2 separate regions of the Homo sapiens genome follow, and region 2 is linked to region 1. A link is a contact called in ENCODE Hi-C or POLR2A ChIA-PET data. All regions are on one chromosome and are shown on one strand. Each heading gives the region's core, a stretch centred on a gene start or an enhancer-like site at or near the end of the contact. The rest is flanking DNA. Distances are from core to core; before and after follow the strand shown. Region 1 has its middle 22 kb from the start of KLC1. Region 2 overlaps PPP1R13B (protein phosphatase 1 regulatory subunit 13B).

Region 1 (7,901 bases), core at 2,841-5,340:
TCAGGAGATCAAGACCATCCTGGCTAACACGGTGAAACCCCATCTCTACTAAAAAATACAAAAAATTAGCCGGGCGTGGTGGCAGGCGCCTATAGTCCCAGCTATTCAGGAAGCTGAGGTAGGAGAATAGCGTGAACCCAGGAGGTGGAGCTTGCCGTGAGTCGAGATTGCAACACTGCACTCCAGCCTGGGCGACAGAGTGAGACTCCGTCTCAAAACCAAACAAAACAAAACAAAACAAAACAAATACAAAAATTAGCTGGGCATGGTGGTGGGCGCCTGTAATCCCAGCTACTGGGGATGCTGAGGCAGGAGAATGGCTTGAACCCAGGAGACCCAGGAGGCGAAGGTGCAGTGAGCCGAGATCATGCCACTGCACTCCAGCCTGGGTGACAGAGCAAGACTCCATCTCAAAAAAAAAAAAAAAGCTGGGCACAGTGGCTCATGCCTGTAATCCTAGCACTTTGGGAGGCCGAGGCGGGCAGACCACCTGAGGTTGGGAGTTCAAGACCAGCCTGACCAACATGGAGAAACCCTGTCTCTACTAAAAATACATAATTAGCCGGGCTTGGTGGCACATGCCTGTAATCCCACCTACTTGGGAACTTGGGAGGCTGAAGCAAGAGAACCGCTTGAACCCGGGAGGCAGAGTTTGCAGTGAGCTGAGATCACCCCACTGCACTCCAGCCTGGGTGACAAGAGTGAAACTCTGCCTCAAAATAATAATAATAATAAATAGGCTGGGTTTCGTGGCTCACACCTGTAATCCCAGCACTTTGGGAGGCTGTGGGGGTGGATCACTTGAGGCCAGGAGTTCAAGACCAGCCTGGCCAACATGGCAAAACCCCATCTCTATTAAAAATAGAAAAATTAGCCGGGCATGGTGGCACACTCCTGTAGTTCCAGCTACTTGAGAGGCTGAGGTGGAAGAATTGCTTGAGCCCAGGAGGTGGAGGTTGCAGTGAGCCGAGATCGAGCTAGTGCATCCAGCCTGGGGGACACAGTGAGACTCTGTCTCAGAAAATAATAAGTAAATAAATAAATATGACAGTGCGTGTGTACAGTTTTCCATTCTAACCACTTTCCTTTTTTTTTTTTTTTTTTTTTTTTTTTTTTGAGACGGAGTCTCGCTCTGTCACCCAGGCTGGAGTGCAGTGGCGCAATCACGGCTCACTGCAAGCTCCGCCTCCCGGGTTCACGTCATTCTCCTGCCTCAGCCTCCCGAGTAGCTGGGACTACAGGCGCCCGCCACCACGCCCAGCTAACTTTTTGTATTTTTAGTAGAGACGGGGTTTCACCGTGTTAGCCAGGATGGTCTCCATCTCCTGACCTCATGATCTACCCGCCTCGGCCTTCCAAAGTGCTGGGATTACAGGCGTGAGCCACCGCGCCCCGCCCATTCTAACCACTTTCAAGTGCACAGGCCACTGTCACTGAGCACGCTCACACTGTTGTACAAGCACCGTCCATCTCCAGAAATCTTTCATCTTCCCAGACTGAAACTCTGTCTCCCTTAAACAACTCCCCAGCTCCCACTCCCAGTCCCTGGCAACCACCATGCCACTTCCTGTGTCTATGAATTTGCCTGCTTTGGGGACCTCAAGCCTAGTGTTTGCCTTTTTGTGGCTGGCTTATTTCACTAGCTTATTTCAGCACAGGTCCTCCAGGTCCATCTGTGGTGTAGCAGGTAGACACCTGTTGCAGACAGATAAGCCAAGTCCCAGTCTCGGCTATGCCACTTGAGCCCTCTGAGCCTCAGACGCTGCTGTAGACTGGGAATAGTGACCCTTCACCACAAAAGGTACATGAGGGGTCCACTTACGTTCCTGGGAGGACAGCAGGGTCCTTGGTGACTTATTCTCTGGATACTTCCGAATACCTCCTGCGTGCCAGGCCCTGCTGTACCCCTAGGAATAGAGCCGTAAAGAAGAGGGCCACCACCCCCCCTCTCCACCCACTTTCCTTCCGCCCAGCAGTACCCCAGCTCAGACACTCCGCTCACCTCACTGGTCTGCCAGGAAAGTCATCTCTTTCCTTTTATGCTGTTGAAAATGGGTTGGTCAATATCCCAGAAGTGTTCAGGGTGCTTCAAGTTGCATTTTGAGCTCCTCAGCTATTGATTGGGAAGAATAATTGTCTTCACTTTATCCTGAGTCAGGCCTTTGGTGGAAAAGTGCAGGAAAGGCTATAGGAGGAGGTGGCCAGGGGGCCTTCTGTCCAGGTATTTAGGGGTTATGAGCTCCTCTGGGCCCACCCCCGCTGACAACATCACACCTCCAGCCAAGCACACACTTGACCCAAAGACCTGAGTTTGCCATCAAAGCAGATCCAGGGTTTGGTTCGGAGTGGAAAGATTAACATGAAAAAAGCTGGAGTGGTAGGCAGAAAGGCCTAGAGAAGATCTGTCTGTCTGTCTGTCTGTTTTATTCCCCCAACCCCTCCCCACCAGCCACACCCAGATTGAGGAGCACCAGCAGCCATGGGCTGGCATGTGACAGGCTGGTCAGTGTGCTGGGAACACAGTTCTGGGCAGAGGATCTGATGCTGAAAAGAGCCTCAGTGTATCTTCAGTGCCTCCTCCCCTGTCCCTGGTGGTCTGGGTGTCCAGTGCAGCCCTGGTCTGGCCCAGCAATCTCTCTGATAGGGTCATGGCAGGATGCCTGTCAGGGTGTGGTGGCACGTGCCTGTAGTCCTAGCTACTTGGGAGGCTGAGACAGGAGAATTGCTTGAACCCAGGAGGCAGAGGTTGCAGTGAGCCAAGATTGCGCCATTGCACTCCCACCTGGGTGACAGAGTGAGAATCCATCTCAAAAAACAAAAACAAAAACAAAACAAAACAAAAACCCAGCCTGGGCAACACAGGGAGACCCCATCTCTACAAAAAATTAGAAAATTGGCCGGGTGCGGTGGCTCACACCTCTAATCCCAGCACTTTGGGAGGCCGAGGCAGGCAGATCACGAGGTCTGGAGATGGAGACCATCCTGGATAACATGGTGAAACCCCGTCTGTACTAAAAATACAAAAAAATTAGCTGGGTGTGGTGGCAGGCGCCTGTAGTCCCAGCTGCTGGGGAGGCTAAAGCAGGACAATGGCATGAACCCGGGAGGCGGAGCTTGTAGTGAGCCGAGATTGTGCCACTGCACCCCAGCCTGGGCAACAGAGCAAGATTCCATCTCAAAACAAAACAACAACAAACAAACCAGCCTGGGCAAGACAGGGAGACCCCATCTCTACAAAAAATTAAAAAATTAGCTGGGCAGGGTGGCACGTGCCTGTGGTCCCAGCTACTCAGAAGGCTGAGGAGGGAGGATCTCTTGAGCCTAAGGGGTCGAGGCTGCAGTGAACCCTGATCACGCCGCTGCGCTCCAACCTGGGTGCCAGGAGCCAGAGATTGCAGTGAGACGAGGTCGCACCACTGCACTCCAGCCTGGGCAATAGAATGCAACTCCGTCTCAAAATAAATAAATAAAAATAAATAAATAAAGTGTGCAGTTCAGTGGCACCAAGTACATTCATGGCAGCCTCGCCACCGTCCATCTTCAGAACTTTGTCATCTCCCCAAACAAGCGCTGTACCCATTAGGCAGGCACTCCCCATCCCCACCCACCATTCACTTTTCTCTCTTTCTTTCTTTCTTTCTCTCTTTTCTTTTTCTTTCTTTCCTTCCTTCTCTTTCTTTTTCTTTCTTTTTTTTTTCTTTTAGATAGGGTCTCATTCCGTCACCCAAGCTGGAGTGCAGTGGCACTATCTTGGCTCACCACCACAGCCTCAGCCTCCCCAAGTAGCTGGGACTACAGGTGTGTACCACCACACCTTGCTAATTTTTAAATTTTCATTTGTTTTAGAGACAAAGTCTCACTGTGTTGCCCAGGCTAGTCTAGGGATGAGAGCCTCCTGGATTTGGGGTGGGGCCCTGAAAGACACAGAGACACACAGCAGGGAAGAGCAGATGAGGTGGAGGCAGAGGCTGGAGGGACGTAGCTGCAAGCGCAGGAGCACCAAGGGCCGGTGGAACCGCAGAAACCGCAGCGAGGGAGCCAGCCCTGCTGACACTTTGATTCCGGACTTCCATCGCAGAACTGAGAGAGAGAATCAACCCCTGTCGTCCTGAGCCCCCAGCGTGTGGTGCTGTGGTGCAGCCGCAGGAAACACGTGCTTTCCAGAATGACAGCTGGTGTCCGCAAGAACAGCAGGAACTCATCAGCATTTGGAAGTGAGACTGGGTGGATGTGCAGTCCCGGAAAAAGAGGCGGAGATTTATGTCTGGTGGCGGGGAGCCCGTGTGTTCAGCAGCTTCTGGAAGGAATTGATAGATGGAAGCTGCTAGAGGCGTTGCTGACAGCCTCTCCTTGAGGCCAGACTCCAGAGCTGGAACCTGGTAGAAGCCTTAGTCTCCTCATTTACCGCAGCGGTGACGGGTGGGGCAGTGTGAGATCTGAGCCGAGGGCCCGCATCAAAGTCCCCTTTCGGCTTCTCCATCTGTGACATGGGTTGCACCTGCTCTGACTGCTGCTTACGAGAGATGGTGAGCAGTGTTCTGTGCTGCGTGGCCGTGACTGCCGAGGTTCTGTGAAGACGGGAACCACGGGCTGAAAGCAATAGAGACCCCAGACCACCAGGGTCAGCTCGCCCCCGCCCCCACCCATCTTCTTTCTGAAGGCTGCGCTTTTCCTTTTCAATATGACCTAAGCCCTTTGCAGGATATCTCCATTCGCACATTTCCTTACTCAGGGTCTGGGTCTGCCCTGCAGAGCTGAGCTGAACGGCACTATCAGGACTTTCTACTGGGACAATTGAATGCGACCCCCCTCCCACCGTCGGCTCTGCCCTCCTCCTGTTTCCACAGGTCTGGAGACGTTCCCTCTGCCCAGGTGGGGGCCGTGGCTGGAAGTCCGCCTCTGCTGGAGGTGCCCGAACCTCATGCCTCTTGCCCCCAGATCGCCTTTCCCTTGGACGTTGCCCGAGGCGTGTGGTCCCAGTTGGCCAACATGGAGCTTAGTTGGGAGGATGTGAGTGGCCCTCTCCTCCCAAAGATGATCGTGAATCCTCGGGGGCTGAGAAACCTGCTGAGAGAGAAAGAAAACAGTGGGAATAGTGCCTACAGCTGCGCTTCCTCAGTAGACAGGAGGCAGGGCTGCTGGGGGAGGGAAAAGGGAAGCCGGCCGGGGTGGGGGTGGAGAAGGTGGGGTCTCTGGAGGAGAACTCATCCTGGAGGAGTTTAACAATAGGAGAGGTGGGTGGGAGCATGGAGGTGTCTCCCATACACCACCCCTGCCTCTGGGGGTAGAGGTGCCACCCCAAGGAACAGGGCTTGTGAACTCAAAGAACACTTGAGAGGATTGGGCCGCCCCAGCCTGCATGCCCATCCCCAGCCTGCTACAGTGTGTTCCTGGGGGGGCCTGTGGGCCTAAGCCAAGCAGTGCCTGGCATTCTCTTGGCCACAGACAAGGGTCCAAGGTGGGCTGGTAACCTTGGGAGGTGGAATCCAAGTGAAGCCTGGGGCATTATCGATGCTTTGGGGGACAAGCTTCTCCTGCTGGACAGTGGGGACTGCAGATACAACGTCTGGAACTGCTCTGGCCATTTCTGCCTCTACAGAGGAGCCAGACTGACCTCCAGCCACACAGCCATGCAGACACTGGGAGGCAGAGCCAAGAAAGCTGTAGGGACCCCCAGTGTAGGGTCCGGGAGCTCAAGGGCAACCACAGCCTGCTCATCTGGGTGCCTACATGAGCCAACAGCCCTTCTGTAGTTTAACCAGTTGAATCATCTAGGATTCCAGCAAGAAATAGGATTCCTGGGCCAGGCACGATGGCTCACACCTGTCATCCCAGCACTTTGGGAGGCTGAGGAGGGTGAGGGTGGATCACCTGAGGTCAGGAGTTTGAGACCAGCCTGGTCAACATGGTGAAACCCCATCTCTACTAAAAATACAAAAATTAGCCAGGTGTAGTGGCGGGTGCCTGTAATCCTAGCTACTTGGGAGGCTGAGGCAGGAGAATCACTTGAACCTGGGAGGCAGAAGTTGCAGTGAGCTGAGATTGCGCCACTATACTCCAGCCTGGGCGACAGAGTGAGACTTTGTCTCAAAAAAAAAAAAAAAAAGAAATAGGATTCCCCCCAGAGGGATTGAAGGAGACTTGACTGAAAGGGCCAGATGGGTGAATAGGGATTTGGAAACAAACCAAGGATATCAGGGTGCCCAGAGACTAGGAACAGAGAGAAGCCAAAGGGACAAGGGGAAGGCATGGCACCTGATGGGAGCTGCCTGGTGAGAGAAACAGTCAGGAAGGACTACAGGAGCTAGGACACCAGGGGATCACATCCTTCCCTAGCACCTTCACGGGGAGTATGGTCCTGCCAACACCGTGATCTAGAACTTCTGGCCTCCAGAACGGTGGAACGATACATTTCTATTGTTTATGCCACTCTGTTTGTGGTACTTTGCTACAGCAACCCTACAAATTAATACCCACCTCTTGGGGCAAACCCAATCAGAAGCCAGGCATTGAAGGAGCCTGGGAGAGCAGTCTGCAGGGAAGGCCTCCCAAGGCATAAAAAGCAGGATTGAGGAGGGGCAGTGTGGCAAAAGGAGAACAGCCAGAATGCCAGATGCCCCTTCGGCTGGAAATGAGGAGAGGGGAGGGGACTGAATACATGGACTGCTCTCTCCTCCCACCCAGGCCTCCTCCTGGGCTTCCCTGTTACAGGTTGAATTGTGTGCCCCCAAAATTCATATGTTGAAGTCCTAACCCCAGTTAGTACCTTATTTGGAACTAGGGTCATTGCAGATGTGATTAAAGTGGGGTCCTACTAGAGTAGGGGAGGCCCCTAATCCAACATGACTGGTGTCCTTATAAAAGGGGAAATGTGGGCCGGGCATGGTGGCTCACATCTGTAATTCCAGCAGTTTGGGAGGCCGAGGTGGGTGGATCACCTGAGGTCAGGAGTTCGAGACCAACGTGACCAATATGGTGAAACCCTGTCTCTAATAAAAATACAAAAATTAGCTGGGCGTGGTGGCATGCTCCTCTAGTCCCAGCTACTCAGGAGGCTGAGGCAGGAGAATTGCTTCAACCTGGAAAGCAGAGCTTGCAGTGAGCCAAGATGCGCCACTGCACTCCAGCCTGGGCGACAGAGCCAGACTCCGTCTCAAAAAAAAAAAAGAGGCAGGGGGTGACGTGAGCTGGGCATGGTGGCTCACATCTATAATCCCAGCACTTTGGGAGGCCGAGGCGGGTGGATCATTTGAGGTCAGGAGTTCAAGACTAACCTGGCAAACATGGTGAAACCCCATCTCTATTAAAAATACAAAAATTAGTGGGGCGTGGTGTCAGGCACCTGTAATGCCAGCTATTTGGGAGGCTGAGGCAGGAGAATTGCTTGAACCTGGGAGGTAGAGGTTGCAGTGAGCGGAGATTGCGCCATTGCACTCTAGCCTGGGTGACAAGAGTGAAACTCGGCCGGGCACAGTGTCTCACGCCTGTAATCCCAGCACTTTGGGAGGCTGAGGCGGGCAGATCACTTGAGGTCAGGAGTTCAAGACCAGCCTGACCAAACTGGTGAAACCCCATCTCTACTAAAAGTACAAAAATTAGCCGGGCGTGGTGGCAGGTGCCTGTAATCCCAGCTACTTGGGAGGTTGAGACAGGAGAATTGCTTGAACCCAGCAGGCAGAGGTTGCAGTGAGCTGAGACCAGGCAATTGCACTCCAGCCTGGACAATAAGAGTGAAACTCTGTCTCAAAAAAAAAAGGAAAAAAAGAAAGAAAGAAAAAAAAAAGGGAAGTGTGGACAGAGCCATGAACACAGGGAAAATGCCATGTGAAGATTTTGAGTTATGCTGTCACAAGCCAAGGAACTATAGGAGCTAGGACACCAGGGGATCACATCCTTCCCTA
Region 2 (7,901 bases), core at 1,453-3,952, 190 kb after region 1:
CATGTGCCACCACGTCCAGTTAATTTTTGTATTTTCTGTAGAGACAGGGTATTGCCATGCTGCCCAGGCTGGTCTCAAACTCCTGAGTTCAAGCAATCCTCTCGCCTTGGCCTCCCAAAGTGCTGGGATTACAAATGTGAGCCACTACACCTGGTGTTTTTTTGTTTGTTTGTTTGTTTTTCTTGAGACAGAGTCCCACTCTGTCGCCCAGGCTGGAATGCAATGTCGCGATCTTGGTTCACTGCAACCTCTGCCTCCCCAGTTCAAGCAATTTTCCTGCCTTGGCCTTCTGAGTAGCTGGGATTACAGGCGCATATCACCACGCCCAGCTAATTTTATTTTATTTTATTTATTTATTTTTTTGAGATGGAGTCTCGCTCTGTCACGCAGGCTGGAGTGCAGTGGCGCAATCTCGGCTCTCTGCAAGCTCTGCCTCTTGGGTTCACGCCATTCTCCTGCCTCAGCCTCCCGAGTAGCTGGGACTACAGGCGCACGTCACTACGCCCGGCTAATTTTTTGTATTTTCAGTAGAGACGGGGTTTCACCGTGTTAGCCAGGCTGGTCTTGAACTCCTGACCTCATGATCCGCCCGCCTTGGCCTCCCAAAATGCTGGGATTACAGGCGTCAGCCATTGCGCCCAGCCTTATTTTGTATTTTTAGTAGACACAGGGTTTCGCCACATTGACCAGGCTGATCTGGAACTCCTGACCTCAAGTAATCCGCCTGCCTTGGCCTCCCAAAGTGCTGGGATTATAGGCGTGAGCCACTGTGCCGGGTTTTTTGTTTTTTTTTTTTTTAATTTCAAAAAAATACTAACACTTTGATCTAGCATCTTAAGACATCATATTGGAAGGAAATTTTTTTTTCCCCTTTTCCTCAGTGGAACAATGAAAGAGATACTTTAAAAACAATACACCTAAAGTAAAAATTAGGCTAGGCATGGTGGCTCACATCTATAATCCCAGATTTGGGAGGCCAAGGTGGGTGGATCACCTGAGGTCAGGAGTTCAAGACCAGCCTGGCCAACTTGGTGAAACCCCAACTCTGATACAAAAGAAATACAAAAATTAGCCAGGCGCGGTGGCACGCACCTGCAGTCCCAGCTACTCAGGAGGCTGAGGCAGGAGGATCACTTGAACCCGGGAGGCATGAGGTTGCAGTGAGCCAAGATCGCACCACTGCACTCCAGCCTGGGTGACAGAGCAAGACTCTATCTCAAAAATAAATAAATAAATAAATAAAAATAAAGGAATAAAGTAAAATTTAAACCAAAGATTTTCTTTAATCAGAAGGTATTATAAAACATTTATGTCTAATCTTTGACAAAAGGTCAGAAACAGGCCAGAAATGGTGGCTCATGACAGTGGTCTCAGCTGGAGGCTGAGGTGGGAGGATCACTTGATCCCAGGAATTTGAAGCTGCAGTGCAGCTTACAATCACGCCACTGCACTCTAGCCTGGGCAACAGAGCCAGACCTTAAAATCTCTGCATTCGAGTAAGCATATGATTTTAGTTTGTTGTTAAGATTTTTTTTTCATCCAGGCACAGTGGCTTACGCCTGTAATCCCAGCACTCTGGGAGGCCAAGGTGGGCGGACTACTTGAGATCAGGAGTTTGAGACCAGCCTGGCCAACATGGCAAAACACTGTCTCTACTAAAAATACAAAAAATTAGCCAGGCGTGGTGGCCCGCGCCTCTAGTCCCAGCTACTCAGGAGGCTGAGGCATGAGAATCACTTGAACCCCGGGGGGCAGAGGTTGCAATGAGCCAAGATTGCACCATTTCACTCCAGCCTGGGCAACACAGCAAGACTGTCTCAAAAAAACAAAAAAAACAAAAAACAAAAAAAAAGATTTTTTTTTCTTACAAGTGCCCTAAATTCCTACATTCTGAAATTAAGCATCTTTACATCTATGGTCAGATTTTATGTAACCAAAATTGATAACAGCTTTGAACTGGTTTCCTTGCCACTAATCTCCCCCGACTCTAACTCCTCACCGTTACCATTTCATTTTTTTTCTTCTTCTTTTTTTGAGACGGAGTTTCGCTCTTGTTGCCCAGGTTGGAATGCAATGGCATGAACTCGGCTCACTGCAACCTCCGCCTCCTGGGTTCAAGCGATTCTCCTGCCTCAGCCTCCCGAGTAGCTGGGATTACAAGCATGCACCAACACACCCAGCTAATTCTGTATTTTTAGTAGAGATGGTGTTTCTCCACATTGATCAGGCTGCTCTCAAACTCCCGACCTCAGGTGATCTACCCACCTCGGCCTCCCAAAGTGCTGGGATTACAGATGTGAGCCAACACGTCTGGCCTACCATTTCATTTTCTAAAAGTCAAATAAAGTTATTCCCTTGCTTAAAATATTTAAGAGCTCCCCACTGCCCAACACCAGCCCTTCCCAAAACACCTTCGCTGGTATATAAGCAGGAGATAGGTTTCTTAACTGAGCACTCCTTAAGAGTCTAATGTAATGATCATATATATTTCTTTTTTCCCTCCAGGGAATCTCATGAGGCTTGGATTTCTATAAAATATACTCTGAGAAAACCTTCCAGGTTCTAAGTCTCTCCAAGCACTAAACCTCCCTCCATCAGCATCAATGGAGTTCTCTCTGGCAGCCGTCCCTCTGCCCAAGTACCCTTCCTGTTTGCCTGTAAATTCCTATTCACAATTCAAAACTCAGCTCCTAACTACCATTTTTGCAAAAACATCCCTTTACCGCCTCCGCTCACCAGGGAGGCCACATGCTCCTTCCTTTACGATCCAGTGGCTCTTCACACAGATCTCTATTGCATCACCTCAATGACTCCCTCCCTTTATAGACTCTGCACTCTTCCAAGCACTTCACTTTTGAGTCTTTAATTTCCCATTGCTGAGTCAGGACCTGACGCATAGGAGGCACACTAAAATCTGGTCAACTCCATGAATGACACACAAATATAGAACCCCCACCATGCCCTAAGTTGAGAAAAAATATATACACACACAATTGAAGTAAGATATATCCAGTCTGTTCAATAAACAAGCATCATCCCTCTTCCCTGAGCACATTTCTATTTTACAATAAATTTTTTAAAAATTAAGTAACAGTTACCTCTGCTCACTAACCTGTAAGAAGAATTTATAAAAACTGGGGATTTTTGTATACTGAAATAAGTAGCCTGGAATCTACAGAATTTGGAATAAAACAGGTAATCACTGGATCCAGCTCAAACCAAGGCCAAGACTAATACTTTAACAGTTTCATCAGAAACAACTGGAATATAGTTTTATTCTTACTTATACACATTTATTCTACAGTTGTAATGGTAAATATTTTCCAATGTGACTTCACAATCTATGCTCTTAAAGATCTAGTAATATCGGGAGGCTGAGGCAGGACAATGGCGTGAACCCGGGAGGCGGAGCTTGCAGTGAGCCAAGATAGCACCACTGCAGTCAGGCCTGGGCAAAAGAGTGAGACTCTGTCTCAAAAACAACAACAACAACAAAAAGATCTAATAATAAATTTTCCCAAATCATGCTTTATAAATTGAAGTTTCAAATGAGTAAAAAAATTTTTTTTTACTACCTTCCCTTATATGCTATTCCTACAGTTCACTAGCAACAAGCAGAATGCCCTGTTTCACTCAGTACTTCGGAATCGGTTTTTCTTCCTTGTTCCTTACCCTTCTACCCACTAAGGCATCCCACGGTTTGCTCTCAACGCTCTGAGCTAGCAAAACATTTGCACAATCATTGCCTCATGAATATAGCACGCGTAAAGCAGTACCCTTAGGCACTCACAGAGGCACAGCTTGTGCTTACTTGCTCTGAAACGCGGAATTCTTTATGAATGCATTGTCAGAATGAAGGATGGTATGGCAGCATTTTGGGGTACCTTCTGAATTACCAAGACTCTTCAGCTCATGAGTAAGTTCAATATGATGAGGGAGGGGGAGAGGCACGATGACAGGTTGTAAATCTGGATATTTTTAAAAGCGAAGAACACCCAAATAACTTATCCAAAAGTCACTAAACATTATTTCAATTTCTTGTGTTCCATTTTATCACTCGCAATAACCCTGTCTTTCCTAATTTTAGCAAAATTCATTTTCCCTAATCTCTATTATTCAAGCTAATTTCATTATAATCATGGCAGACTTTAAAGCTTTCTAGAGAAATTAAGCTGGTTTTGACCTGGATGACCCTAAAGCATCACCGAAAACTGAAGCTGAAAAGCCGTGTGACTGCTAATGTTATTCTAGTAAGATTTCTTCAGCTTAAACATGACTAAAGAAGCTCCAAAACAAATATAGTGTATTGATTCTAGATGCACTTGCTTGTATTTTAATAACATCTTTGAAATCATAGTACACCTCACGATGGCATGACACAATTTAATGGGTAGCATATTTTTTTCTTTAATAGTATGTACAAAACAGATGAAATTCAGTAGGATTAAGGAAACTAAATGAAAAAAGAAAACAAGTTAATACGTTTATCCTTCCTAAATGATTAATATGTTAAAAATAAAAGATTTGGGGCCGGGTGCGGTGGCTCACACCTGTAATCCCAGCACTTTGGGAGGCCAAGGCAGGCGGATCACTAGGACAGGAGATCAAGACCATCCTGGCTAACACAGTGAAACCCCATCTCTATTAAAAATACAAAAAATTAGCCGGACATGGTGGTGGGCACCTGTAGTCCCAGCTACTCGGGAGGCTGAGGCAGGAGAATGCTGTGAACCCGGGAGGTGGAGCTTGCAGGGAGCCGAGATAGCACCACTGCACTCCAGCCTGGGCAACAGAGCGAGACTCCGTCTCAAAAATAAATAAATAAATAAATAATTAATTAATAAACAAATAAATAAAAGATTTGGTTAGCTACAGTTAGGAAAACAAAAATTTCTAATTGTGTGCTGTAACAAATATAGCATGTAATGACAAGATGCCCTACTTATGCCTTTCCTCAAACTGCTTCTCTGCCCTGATGAATCACACAACAAATCCTGCCCCTTTCTGCTCACTGACAGTACTCTCTACCCATCCTGACCTGACCTGAGAAAGACTGGAACCAATGTCTGCCCATCTTGACCCAACCTCAGATAAAGCCTCCTCTTCTCCCCTGCTGTAACAGACTGTGGCTATTTATAGTACAACTTTCTTACATTAAATTATCAATAGTTTTCTTGACTACATCCTCTACTGGAACAGTATCTGTGACTCATTACCTGGTCTTGAAATCATCTAAGTGTGTCTTAACTTGCTCCATTTTTTTTTTCATTCAAAAAAGTTGGAAAATATCATACTAGACCATAAGGACAATACTTGTGTTCTCCAGCTCAGTGCCTGGACACACAGTGGTGCTCAAGAAATGCAGGATGAGGCAGGCAGAAAACTGACAACCATTATTAAGTAGCTTAAGACGTCATCTTACCCTTGCTTTCAGGAACATCTGAACTAAGAAAATCAACTGAAATCAAATAATCACTAATTTAAGTAAACCACACAGATATTTTAACATTTTTACAAACTTGGTATTTAAACTATTTTCTTGGCAATCCAAGGAAACCAAAGCAAAACACAAATTGAGGATGTATAAGCTATTAAAAAACAGGAATTAGCTGGGCATGGTGACTCAAGCCTGTAATCTCAACACTGAGGGAGGCAGAGGCAGGAGGATCGCTTAGGCCCAGGAATTTGAGACCAACGTGGGCAACATGGTGAGACCCCATCTCTACTAAAAACTAAATAAATGAATAAACAACTAGCTGGGCATCATGGTATGTGTCTGTAGTCCCACCTACTCGGGACACTGAGGTAGAGGATCACATAAGCCCAGGAGTTCAGTGCTGCAGTGAGCTATGATCACACCACTATACTACAGCCTGGGTGATAGAGTGAGATCCCATCTCTAAGGAAAAAAAAAAATCTAAACAGGAATTATCCTATAATCAAAGAGACAGACAATCACAAGCATTGACAAGGATGTGGAGAAACTGAAACCTTCATATATTGGTGATGAAGATGTAAAATGGTACAGCTATTTTGCATAACAGTCCAGCTGGAGTGCAGTGGCTCAATCTCAGCTCACTGCAACCTCCGCCTCCCAGGTTCAAGTGATTCTCCTGCTTCAGCCTCCCAAGTAGCTGGGATTATAGGCGCACGCTATCACGCCTGGCTAATTTTTTTATTTTCAGTAGAGATGGGGTTTCACCATATTGGCCAGGCTGGTCTCGAACTCCTGAGCTCACGTGATCTGCCCACCTCGGCCTCTCAAAGTGCTGGGATTACAGGCGTGAGCCACTATGCCCGGCCTAAAAAATTTTAAACACAGATTTGCCATATGGCCCCCAGCAATTCCACTCCTAGGTACCTACCCTGGGGAAATAAAAATATATGTCCACGCAAAGTCTTGTATGCAAATGTTCATAGCTGCACTGTTCATAGTAGCCAAAAAGAAGAAACAAGGCCAGGAACGGTGGCTCATGCCTGTAATCCTAGAACTTTGGGAGGCCAACGGTGGCAGATTACTTGAGCTCAAGAGTTCAAGACCAGCCTGGGAAACATAACAAAACCCCGCCTCTACAAAAAATTCAAAAAGTAGCTGGGCATGGTGGCACACGTCTATAGTCCCAGCTACTCAGGAAGCCTAGGTGTGAGGATTGCTTGAGCTCAGGAGGTCAAAGCTGCAGTGAACTGTGATCATGCCACTGCACTCCAGCTTGAGTGACAGAGCGAGATGCTGTCTCAAAAAAAAGGAAGGAAAGAAGGAAGGAAGGAAGGAAGGAGAGAGAAAAGGAAAGACAAGACAAAACCAAAATCTCCATTAACAGATAATTATGGAATATCATACAATGGAATATTATTCAGCAATAAAAGTAACAAAGTATTGACACATGCTACAACATGGATGAACTTTGAAAATACTAAGCTAAGTGAAAGAGGCCAGACACAAAAGACCACATGTTATATGATTCCATTTATATGAAATGCCCAAAACAGTCAAATCCATAGAGAAAGAAAGATGTGTGGTTGCCTAGGACTGGGGATGGGAATGAGGAGTGATGGCAAATAGGCACAAACTTTGTTTTGGTATGACAGTAATGTTCTAAAATTAGATTGTGGTGATGGCTGTACAACTATGTAAATTTACTAAAGATCACTGAATGTTCACTTAAAATAGGTAAACTTTACGGCACATAAATTATAACACAATGAAGCTGTTTTTAAAAAGTAGGATATATAAAACTTCTAGAAAAGGAATTCAGAAACTTGACTTACATGGTACAAAGAACCCTGGAATAGGAAGCCCAAGTTCTATCCTTAGCTATGGCATTGACTGCTGCAACTGGCTGGGGAAGCTGCTCCTTAGTCTATCTCTGGGTCTTGGTTTCTTGGCAAGAACTCAGCAGATAATATGAAACACATATTTGCAGGAAAATGGCTCTCAGGCTTTTCTGGCCCAACCCAATCAGGTAAAGTATTAGATCCCCCAGCTCACCTATACCATCTACTACTTCTTTCTGGTGGAAAAGGAGCTCAGGGATAACAAAAAATAACTGAAGAGAAATAAGGTGATAAAAGCTATACTAAATTTTAGTAACTTGCAATAACTCACTTGGTAGGTTATGAGTAAATAGCTCATAAAAGCCACAGAAAGGATCAGTTGGGGTGAGGGTGGGTGAACACCAGGAAGACCCCTTTAGCTTTCCAGCAGGCCACGCACCCCAAAATGAGAATTGATGCTAAGGTCCCTTCTGGCCCTGATTGCAACTCAGTTCACCAATTTAAAATCTCAGAAACATTAGAGCTGTAAGGAAAACTAAGTCTAAGCCATCACCCTAAATGCTTCATCTCACTTTCCTCAATTAGCCTCTCAAAGACTGAAAAACACACCTGGGAGTTGCTGTCAT

The links. A loop is a pair of places that touch in the nucleus more often than their neighbours do. ChIA-PET counts read pairs that join two places held with the same protein, here RNA polymerase II (POLR2A). Pooled maps may share reads with other maps.
Region 2: a map with no recorded cell type shows a loop between it and region 1 (2.0-fold over the local background). The contact joins two enhancer-like sites. A Hi-C loop is called at or near these places in 1 of 168 maps with a recorded cell type or tissue (endothelial cell of hepatic sinusoid), 3 of 37 single-sample maps with no recorded cell type and 4 of 50 pooled maps. POLR2A ChIA-PET finds 5 or more read pairs at or near these places in 5 of 52 experiments (GM10248, GM12878, H1 and 2 more).

Annotation. Positions count from the first base shown.
Region 1 is chr14:103,603,126-103,611,026 of GRCh38, forward strand. No RefSeq gene overlaps it. Among named protein-coding and RNA genes, the nearest start is that of KLC1, 22 kb to the right of the region's middle. RefSeq lists enhancers at 4,056-4,105, 4,146-4,545. Within about 2 kb of position 4,091, at least 7 of the 41 ENCODE cell types and tissues checked have a DNase peak (open chromatin) inside an H3K27ac peak, as active enhancers do.
Region 2 is chr14:103,798,834-103,806,734 of GRCh38, forward strand. All of the region lies in intron 1 of PPP1R13B (protein phosphatase 1 regulatory subunit 13B), which reads right to left. Among named protein-coding and RNA genes, the nearest start is that of PPP1R13B, 45 kb to the right of the region's middle. Within about 2 kb of position 2,703, at least 4 of the 41 ENCODE cell types and tissues checked have a DNase peak (open chromatin) inside an H3K27ac peak, as active enhancers do.